2 separate regions of the Homo sapiens genome follow, and region 1 is linked to region 2. A link is an interaction called in ENCODE POLR2A ChIA-PET data of the cell type or tissue named here. Cell type or tissue: IMR-90. All regions are shown on one strand. Region 1 overlaps GAB1 (GRB2 associated binding protein 1). Region 2 overlaps GAB1 (GRB2 associated binding protein 1).

Region 1 (5,000 bases), 68 kb before region 2:
GGCTCTTTCATAATAAACATAATATTAGACACAGCCAAAGTAAGTTCATTTTGAATTAATAATCCAGTATTTCATAGTGCTGGTTCGAGGTACAGATCTAGGCCTTGTGTGCAACAGAATAGAATTTTAGAAGTAGAGTAAAAAGTTTCATCCACTAAGCTGTTTCTCATTGGCCTGCAGTCTGATTTCTTTCAAAGTTTTGGAGTTTAACACAAATTTAGGTGTTCAGCTAATAATAAGATTAAGGGTGTTTGTGGGCAAACCAAATATAATTTATATCCCTTAATTTTGAGCTCATAATGTTTCTGCTCTGGGTTTATAAGAGATACCACCGAAGAAAAATCTCAATTAGAGTGAGATAATTTGTAAAGTAATAAGTAGGGTTTTTTTTGTTTTTTTTTTTTAGGAAGCACACTAGTGTAGTGGTTAGGTTTTTGACTTTGCATCATAGAGACCTGCAGTTGATTATTTTACCAACCTCACTACTCTTTTGTCTCAACCCTCCAAATCTTTGTTTTTTCACCTGGAAACTGGGAATAGTAACAGTACTTTCCTCAGAGACTCATTAATAAGATAATTCATGTAAAACACCCAGAACAGTGCTACATAATAGTGTTCATACCAGTTATGATTAAGCCTATGCTGCTGGGCCAAAGAGCCCCCAAAATACAGTGAATTAAAGGGCATACAACTTTTTTTATATTGCTCATATAAAAGGGTAAGCATTCCAGGCTTGCAAAGAATCATGTTCTTTGCAGAAATTCAGGCACCCAGATTTCTTCCATCTTGTTGCTCCATGCTTCCTACATCTCAGGGTTCATCTACATAGTCAAAGATAGGTCGCAGGTATGTCTGTGTCCCAGCTTGAGGGGACAGGAAGAAGTGTGGAGGCAGCATGCGCAATGTCTTCATGCTCAGTCCTAGAGAAGGCACACATCATTGCCATGTACTTTGCACTGGGGAGAATTAAGTCACATGGCCGCCCACATCTGGCTGCCAGAGAGGCTGAGTGGTATAATTTCTACCTGGATGACCATGTGCTCAGTTACAATTCATTCATTGTGGAAGAACAGAAGAACAGATTTGGGTGAGCAGGTAATGGTCTGCCCCACAGTGCTTAATAAATGCAACCATTATGTATTTATTTAAAAATAACATTTCAAGTAACAGTCTAAATGTCTTTGTTCTGGGGAAGAGGAATCAAAGAGCTTCTGTAACACAGAATTTGTGCTACATAGCACATATCTCCCATAAGTGTTATTTTTATTTTTTGGAAGGGAGTCTTTTAAGTATTGAACTTCAAATCAAGGTAAACCTTGAGGGAGAAAAGAAAGAGTGGACAAAAAGCAGTAGAAGGGATGGGAATGTATTAAAAGGAATGAATGCTAATTAGCTATATGCTCTTCCTTCCTCTCAGCCAGCCATCTGGGCAACAAGAAAGGCTTACTACAGTTAGATAAATTTAACCCCTTCTCTGACCTGGCAAGGACAAAGTACACTGGCTTCTGAAGAAACTTTTTCTTGGGAGCAAGGTAGTTATTTCAAAGCACAGAAAAAGGCGGCGGGGGGCACAGAGAAGCACAGAGAAGCGGGGGCAGTTGCACAGGTAAAACATTCATCTTGGCTTTTCTTTTTAAAAGATAAACTTTGTCCCACGTAAAGAGGAAAACTGCATAGATATTCATTGAGATTATCTGATTTGTCACTGTTGCCAAAGAAAAAACAAAGGTAAAATACACGAGTTTCTGCATTCAGAAGAAAGTATTTCAGGTAAAAATTAACTATTAAGCAACTTTTCTCAGCAGAAGAAATGCCCAAATTCTTAAGGACAGCCAAGTTGTGAGTTAGAGAGCTAGTGTTATAACAGATATTTTTAAATACATATATGAATTACCTCCTTACGTTACTTTATTCTTGTGTTTTTAGCAACTGTTGAAAACAATTATAAGAAATGAAATAATGTCCTGAGCTGCCACATGGTATGTTTTAAAATCTGCGATTTTATTCTTGACAAGTAACATACACTACATGCTTTTGTGTGCAAGTAATGCTCAGATGTTTGATAACGGAGTGATCTTAAAGAGGAGGCATCTGTTTTTGTTTTTATAAGTAGTTCATTGCCTAACTACCAAAAATAGCTGCAGTTATTTTAAACAGATGGTCCCAAGTTAATAGGGAAGAAAGTAGAAGTGAGTCTATTTCCCCAGTTTTTATTTTTACCCCACAAAAATGGTAAAAATAATTAACAGTATATAATTTGAACAAATTCTATCAGAATGCTTTCTTCTAAGTTATTCTTTCTGAGAGAGGGGATTTGTCAATTGAAGTATATGATGTGGTGGAGTTGAAAGCCAATATAAATTGCTTAAATTTCTACTTTCTGATAGCGTTCATCAAAATGATTGCTGCATTGTTGAAATAGAGCTTTTGATTTTTAAAAGACAATTAAATTGTGGTAAGATACATGAAACCTACCAAAACTTACTTCAAAAGTTTTGAAGTCTTAAGAGGGTGGTAAGTGGTGGTGGTGACATGTTAAGAGTAGGACCTTGCCAGATGACCAGAAAGAATATGGGTTGATGACATTAATATTTTTATGATTTCTGAATTCCTCAGGAGTCCTAAGTTAATAGTTAATAACCTACTCTTTAGTTTCTGACATTGAAGATAATGAATATTTTGATAATGCAACAACGAATTTGTATTTATAAGGGACTTTGAAGAAGAATGCATTTGTGTGGTATACAGATGCTGTTACTATACATCAGTTTCAGTAGATTACAATAGTACTTGGGCCCAACTACTATCGTATATAGCTATCCATCTGTAAAGAAGATGGATATCTGAGGTTTTTTACTTCTGAAATACTAGGCTGTTAAAGCTTACTGAGATTTTTACTTTCTATTAGTGATAGCAGTACCTTTTTCATGTCTATGGGCTATATTTCCATGTATATGTCCACAAAGTACCTGCAGTTCTTTGATTTTGATTTTTGCATTTTCTTTACTGTTTCATGTGGACTATGGGCTGTAAGCTGCTTACATTGAATCTTTCAGTTTTGCTTCTGTCTGAATTTGTCTAGATGAAAAATACTAGACTGGCTCATATGAAATGATAAAATTGTAGACCAGGGTAGCAAACTATGGCCTGTGGGCCTGATACTGTTTAAGAAGGTTTTTCACATTTACAAAGGTTTTTTTTTTTAAAAAAAAAAAAAGAAAAAAAAAGAATATGAGACAGAAACCATGTGTGTAGCCTACAAAACCTAAAATATTTATGATCTGGCCCTTTACAAAAAGGTTTGCTGTCCTCTGTCATAGACAAATAGTACAGTGTTAAGTGGTTAAGGGCACAGGCTCTGGGTGAGGCCAGACTACTAGGTTCAGATCCTGGCTTTACTATTTCCAGTATGACCTAGTCAAGTTACTTAATGTCTTTGTGACTCGTTTTCTCATCTATAAATGGGAATAAATTACAGCCTACCTCATAGGGCTGTGATGAGGATTAAATTAATGTATAAAGTGCATAGAACAATGTCTGGTACTTAATGAGTATTCAATAAATGTTAATAATTGTTATTGCATTGGAAAAAATCTTGAAAGATCATGTAAACTAATTTTGGCTTTCCAGTGGTGAGTGTCCGCATTATTAAAGACCATTTTTCTGATTTCTGCATCAAGAGTGGAGGGTCATTTTCTTTTTAATGGTGCCTGCTTTACCCAAAAAAGAAAAGAGAGGCCCATAGTCAAATGTAAAAAAATGCTTGAAAACATAAAAAACTGTAACCACAGCTGCTTTTTAAGAAAAGGACAATCAAAGCTCTTTGAATTAAATGACACTTAAAAAACAGCACAAAGATCCTTTTACATACTTAGGACAAGCATAAGAAGAAATAAAGTGGAAATAAAAGATGTGGAAGATAATGTTAGAAGGAAGGGGAAACAGGAATGAGAAAGGTAGTCAGCAGCTGGGCGCTGTGGCTCACACCTGTAATCCCAGCACTTTGGGAGGCCAAGGCAGACAGATCAGGAGGTCAGGAGATCGAGACCATCCTGGCTAACACGGTGAAACCCTGTCTCTATTAAAAATACAAAAAAATTAGCTGGGCATGGTGGCACGTGCCTGTAGTCCCAGCTACTCAGGAGGCTGAGTCAGGAGAAACACTTGAACCCGGGAGGTGGATGTTGCAGTGAGCCGAGATCGTGCTACTGCACTCCATCCAGCCTGGGGGACAGAGTGAGACTCTGTCTCAAAACAAAACAAAAAAAAGGTAGTCAGCAGAAGAGGAGAAAGATTCGGATCAAAAGGGAAGCTGGAGGTTTTTCAAGGAAGTCCAGTGTTGACATCCCTCCTTCCCTTGGGAACCCACCTCAGTTAATCTGTGTGTCCAATTTAAATGCTTCCATTTGAAGAAAAGCCTGACTTGTTTATTTTCTATTGCAGAAATAAATTTTTATCATCAAGTAATATTAACTGAATATACATTATATGTAACTTGTGTTCCCTCAGAAAACTGATCACATGTATACAAAAGCATCATATTTTGTATCTTTATTTTTAGGTCAAGCAATTCTGTACCCCTTAGCCACTTAGTTTCATCATCATCATCAAACATTTTTTGGGTTCCTAAATATGTTTCTTCATGTTTAATACTTCTTTATTCTGCTTGTTCTTTCAAGTAGGGAAAGGACAAACTTAATTATTTACAAAATGTAGACGATGGTTAAAAAACAGGAAAAAAATTTAATGAAGTGTAATTCATTCTCTCTTTTTCCTTCTTTTGTACTCAGGTTGTTTATTCTGTTGATGGATATTGGACTGGAGTGATGAGTGTTCTAGGATGGGTATTTGATGATGCCAGGGGACTCAAGTAATGGCTTTGCATGAAGATTACACAGTAAAGCTGCACATTGATTACCTCATCTTATTAGCTGATGGAGATGTTTGAGAGGACAAGATTGCAGGGCTTTCAAGCCTGTACAGCTACCAGGATTTGATCC
Region 2 (5,000 bases):
AAATAAAACTTTCCTGCACATTATTTCTAAAGTGAATGCTTCCCATAATACACAATGAGTCTACTTACTCTGCCATTAACAACAGCATGTTAAATATTTGATAATATGTGATATTCAGACTTGTCCTTTTGCATTATTCTTTTAACTTTGTAGACAACATTTTATCCTTTCAGTTTGTGAACTGTTTGTGATTTTCTGTTGTCTTCTGTCTTTATGTATATGTGTTCTGTTCTGAGACAGAATAAAGAATCATTTCCATGGATTAATTGTGCCATTATTTAAAAACTGACAGCTAAACTGCTATTAGCCTTTGGGTGTCAAAAAGTAAAACATTAACAGTTAAAGAAATACTTTCACTCAGCGGAATATTCTGTATGTTTCTATTTTAAGAATATAGACAAGCAAAATGGTTTCAGCTCAAATTAGTAAGTTAATTTGGTCTTCATTATATGTGAGTTGACAAAATACTTATGAGCCTCAATGCGTATGGTCCTTTAAAATGACCATTCATTTTATAGTGTAATGGTAACTATGCCATAACATACATGGACAAAGACTATAAATAAATCTCAAAGATGAAATTTTTTGTTAAGAGTGGCAGAATGAAACATAACTGAAATATTTACCTAACATGTTTAGGTAGTCTCCTAAAATATCTAGTATTAAATAGTATTGTTTCAGTTCTTTTGCTCACTCTGTAAATTTCTGAAAAAATCTCAGTCTTGACTTTAAGAAAATGGCTAAGAACTCTGTGGTATATATTGGTTTAATTGTCTACTGCAATATGAGGTAAATAAAGATCACTTATAAATGAAAATTATTATTAGCATTTACTTAATTGTATATAATTTAGCAAGAGATTTGTTGCTTAAATTACACTAACAATTTGAAGTAAAATAATTATGGCCTTTTTTCAGAGCGGAGTTTGGATCTAAAGATACAAATATTGTTTCGTTTTGTTTGTTTCCAGACTGTGCATGAATTATTTTAAAAGATTCGAACATTTTTTCAGTTTGGGGTTTTAACAAAGTTGTGTTTTTAATAGTTTCTATGCATCATTTTATATATATAGTTATATACTCCAATATTGAAGAAAAGGAATGATTTTACATAGATGATTAAATTTTCTTATTGAGTATGAAATTGGTGAAATAATTTATGAAATAATGAAACATATAAAGCAACCATAGAGGAACTGGGTCACATTACTCTTTATCTCATTTAGTTTATATTCATAAAATATGCACTTAGGCAACATGTTGTAATAGAGGTTTAGGCTTTGAGGTAACAATCATGAAACATCTGATTTAGCTTTTACCACTAATTACTTAGCTATGTAACCTTGGGCAAATCATGTAACATTCATGGACCTCATTTCACATGTGAAACTAGGTGGTCTTAGGTTTACTCTGGCTATCAAATATAAATAGAGTTACAGAGAGAGAATCTTGTTTGTTTTCCAAAGTTCTGTATACTAAAAATCTCTTTTTCTCTTTTTCTTTTCAGTCAAGCCAGCGCCTTTAGAAATAAAACCTTTGCCAGAATGGGAAGAATTACAAGCCCCAGTTAGATCTCCCATCACTAGGAGTTTTGCTCGAGAGTAAGTCCTTTGTCTAAAATATGTAGTTTGTATGAATAATGTGACTATCTAGAATTGTTCATTATCATGGAAAATATCTGGAATAGTGGTTCTCAATGGATGATCTGAAGAGCCCCCTTTTTGGGGGTTCTGTGAAGTCAAAACCATTTTCATTAATATATTAAGATGTTATTTTCTGTATTTTTTCTCCTTCTGAGTGTACAGTGGAGTTTTCCAGAGGCTACATGATAAGTGATGAGATCATTGTGACACCCAATAGAAATGTGTATTTGTGTATTACTTACGTTTTAAAAATATGTCTATTTTCATCTCTAATATGGCAAAATTAATAGATACAACTCATGTAAACAAAAATTTCTTGGGATTCTCAATAATTTTTAAGAGTGTAAAAGGTTTATGAAACCAAAAAGTACTGAGGACTACTAATCTTGAAAATATGGTAGTCTCTTGTGGAGATTATTTAACCGAGACTTATTTAAATGTATATAGGGAATTGAGAGGAATTTATGAAGTTACAAACCTATGTTGAACATATGTTCATGTTTCGTGTGTGTGTGTGTGTATATAGTTTTTAAAAAAATAGAAATTCTTAAGTCTTCCATTTTATATCTGTAACTTTCTACTTATCACCAAGTCACTGGCAGTGGTTTTTTTGTTTTACACAAAATATTTTGCTGTCCAAAATACACTTTTATAATACAATTATAAATATTAGTTATGTGTTTGTACACAAAAATTACATCATTATAAATGTGTACAATGAATGATTATAAACATAAGGGAATATTTCTGAAAGAATGCAGACTGTCTCTCATTTTTATTTGGGGAATAATTTTAGATATTTTTGTCAAGGCTTATGTTTGTGATGATAATTTCTGTAATTAGCTCTTCCAGGTTTCCCATGTCCCCCCGACCAGATTCAGTGCATAGCACAACTTCAAGCAGTGACTCACACGACAGTGAAGAGAATTATGTTCCCATGAACCCAAACCTGTCCAGTGAAGACCCAGTATGTAAAGTTTTAACTTTTCCCTTTCTGAGCAGCCCTTTTCAGTCATTCAAGCTAGAACTGTTCTGTCTATAAATTTTATCCTCGTATCTTTATATACTTAAGAAAAAGCAGTAAAAGACAACTTTTAAAAAGCTTATTAAAAATAATGTCATAAACTCTAAAACCAATAAAAGGTGAAAGTAAACTGTAAATGAGTTAAAAAAAAAAAGTTGCCTGGCACAGCAGCACAACCCTGTAGTTTCAGCTATTTGGGAGGCTGAGGTGGGAGGATCACTTGAGTCCTTGAGTCCAGCAGTTTGAGGCTAGCCTGCACAACATGTCACCCTGTCTCTAATTAGAAAAAAATTAAGTTTTCAGTTATATGTCATTTAAGAGATACTTGATTTTTTATACTCTTCAAGAAAATATACGGGCAGCATTTTATGATGCAATTCTCTAAGGCCATGTCACAGCACTCTAATGGTGAAATGGTCTTATAAGTAAGTAATATACCTTTAGATAGGTGTAAAGATTAAAGAAGACCTCTTATAAACATAACATGTTTGAGGTTGGCTATACTACCATAAAGCATGAGAATTTTCTAATGGTAGTGAGCATTTTGTTCCTCATAAATCAGGTAGTTGCCAGAAAATACTTCAAATGTTTAAGAATACAAACCAATTTTAATTTTTAAAAATATTTTGCTTTAGCTTTTCCTTAAGTCAGATTTAATGTTTGCTTTGTTATTTGTATTTTAGTTGATAAGTATATCCATTAGGATTAAGTTCCCCTCTGAGTAAAAGAAAATAAATATTTGTGACTCAAGAGAGAAGTTTCTTTCTTTCTCATGGAAAAGTCTAGAGAGAGTCAATCCAAGGCTGTTGTGGCAGCTCTGTTCCATAGAGTCTTCAGGGATTCAGACCTTTTCCAGCTCTCCAGTCTGCTTTCCTTGGGTGTGGCACATATGCTCATTGGACAAGATGATGCTCCAGCCAGCAGAGTGACATTCCAACTCCAGGTGGAGGAAAGAGAGAAAAAGAAGGGTACAGCCCAACTGCCTCATAAGGACAGTACCTCGAAACTGCTTTATAGAAACCATTAACCAGAACTTAGCCTGTGTGGCCACACTTAGACACAAAGGAGCTAGAAAACATAGACTTAGATCCGAGGAACAGTGGGCCCACCTAAAAATCCCATGCATATGGGAGAGGGGAGAGCAGGTATTGAGGGACAATCAGACCATATCTTCCAGGATAAGCAAATACCTGATGTCAAAATTTAGAATGAGTAACACTTTAGTGGCCCTATATTATTTAAAACAGCCCTATTTAGAGGTATAAAATATAAAGCCCAATTCTGTCAATGAATTGGTTTTTCATCCTTAATAGACTTTAGGCAGAACCAGCTTTCTTAAAACTATATATTGTCAGGAAACATAATTCAGTGATATGAAAAACTTGATTTTGTGCTTAAATTAATTAACTTTAAAATATTACCAAATTTAGCCAGGCACAGTGGCATGTGCCTGTAGTCCCAGCTACTCAGGAGGCTGAAGCAGGAGGATCTCTTGAGCCTAGTTCACACCTAGCCTGGGCAACATAGCGAGACCTCATCTATAAAAATTTTTAAATATCAAATTTATAAAGTATTCAAAAATAATATAATCAATATATCAATAATGTTTTCACTGATTTTTCAAGGCAGGGCAATTTTTAGACACTTTTGCTTTTGTATTCACTATTTTTCAATTTGAGTGGAGTTCTATTATTATTATTTAAGTTAATTAGTTTTCCTCAGTATAGTAAGTTGACTCTAGTAAAACTCTAAATCCTAAATTCTCGGTCAGAGTAGATATTGTCACCTATTTTCAACTTTGGGTAGTTGAGTGAACTGTTTTCTTATCGTAAAGTAATTAGAGTATTTTCTGAGGTACTAAAGAGTGTGTCTTTTTGCCCAAAATAGTAAATAGCCATAAAAATTTTGGAAAGTCCCATATAATAGGAAAGTTTAAAAATGTGATTTGTCATGGGTGTTAGATGAAGGGAAAAGATGAAAAAGAAGAGCATTACAATCAGAAATCAAAGGAAATCAAAATACAATTTTTTTTTTTTACACCTAATGACAGTAAGCCAGAAAGGTGCTTTTACTTGCCACCAATAGAGGTGTCTAAATAAACACAATGTGGTGAATTTCTTTTTTTTTTTATTTGGAGACAGATTCTCTTTCTGTCACCTAGGCTGGAATGCAGTAGCGCGATCTCAACTCACTGCAGCCTCCACCTCCTGGGTTTCAAATGATTCTCCTGACTCAGCCTCTCGAGTAGCTGGGATTACAGGTTTGCGCCACCACACACGACTAATTTTTGTGTTTTTGGTAGAGACAGGGTTTCATCATGTTGCGCAGGATGGT

What was found. Peaks named below come from ENCODE experiments on the same cell type or tissue, not always from the same donor. Only the 100,000 strongest peaks of a DNase experiment are listed, where the experiment ranks them.
Region 1: POLR2A ChIA-PET joins it to region 2 with 22 read pairs; 3 of 35 experiments call an interaction of 5 or more read pairs at or near these places.

The regions. Positions count from the first base shown.
Region 1 is chr4:143,390,027-143,395,026 of GRCh38, forward strand. All of the region lies in intron 1 of GAB1 (GRB2 associated binding protein 1), which reads left to right. Among named protein-coding and RNA genes, the nearest start is that of MIR3139, 49 kb to the left of the region's middle. In IMR-90, no CTCF peak of the experiment used is centred here; a DNase peak (open chromatin) is centred at 2,065; H3K27ac peaks cover 917 bases.
Region 2 is chr4:143,457,879-143,462,878 of GRCh38, forward strand. It overlaps GAB1 (GRB2 associated binding protein 1), which reads left to right. Exons shown (of 10, transcript NM_002039.4): 7 at 1,507-1,600; 8 at 2,486-2,609. Among named protein-coding and RNA genes, the nearest start is that of SMARCA5, 53 kb to the right of the region's middle. In IMR-90, no CTCF peak of the experiment used is centred here; no DNase peak of the experiment used is centred here.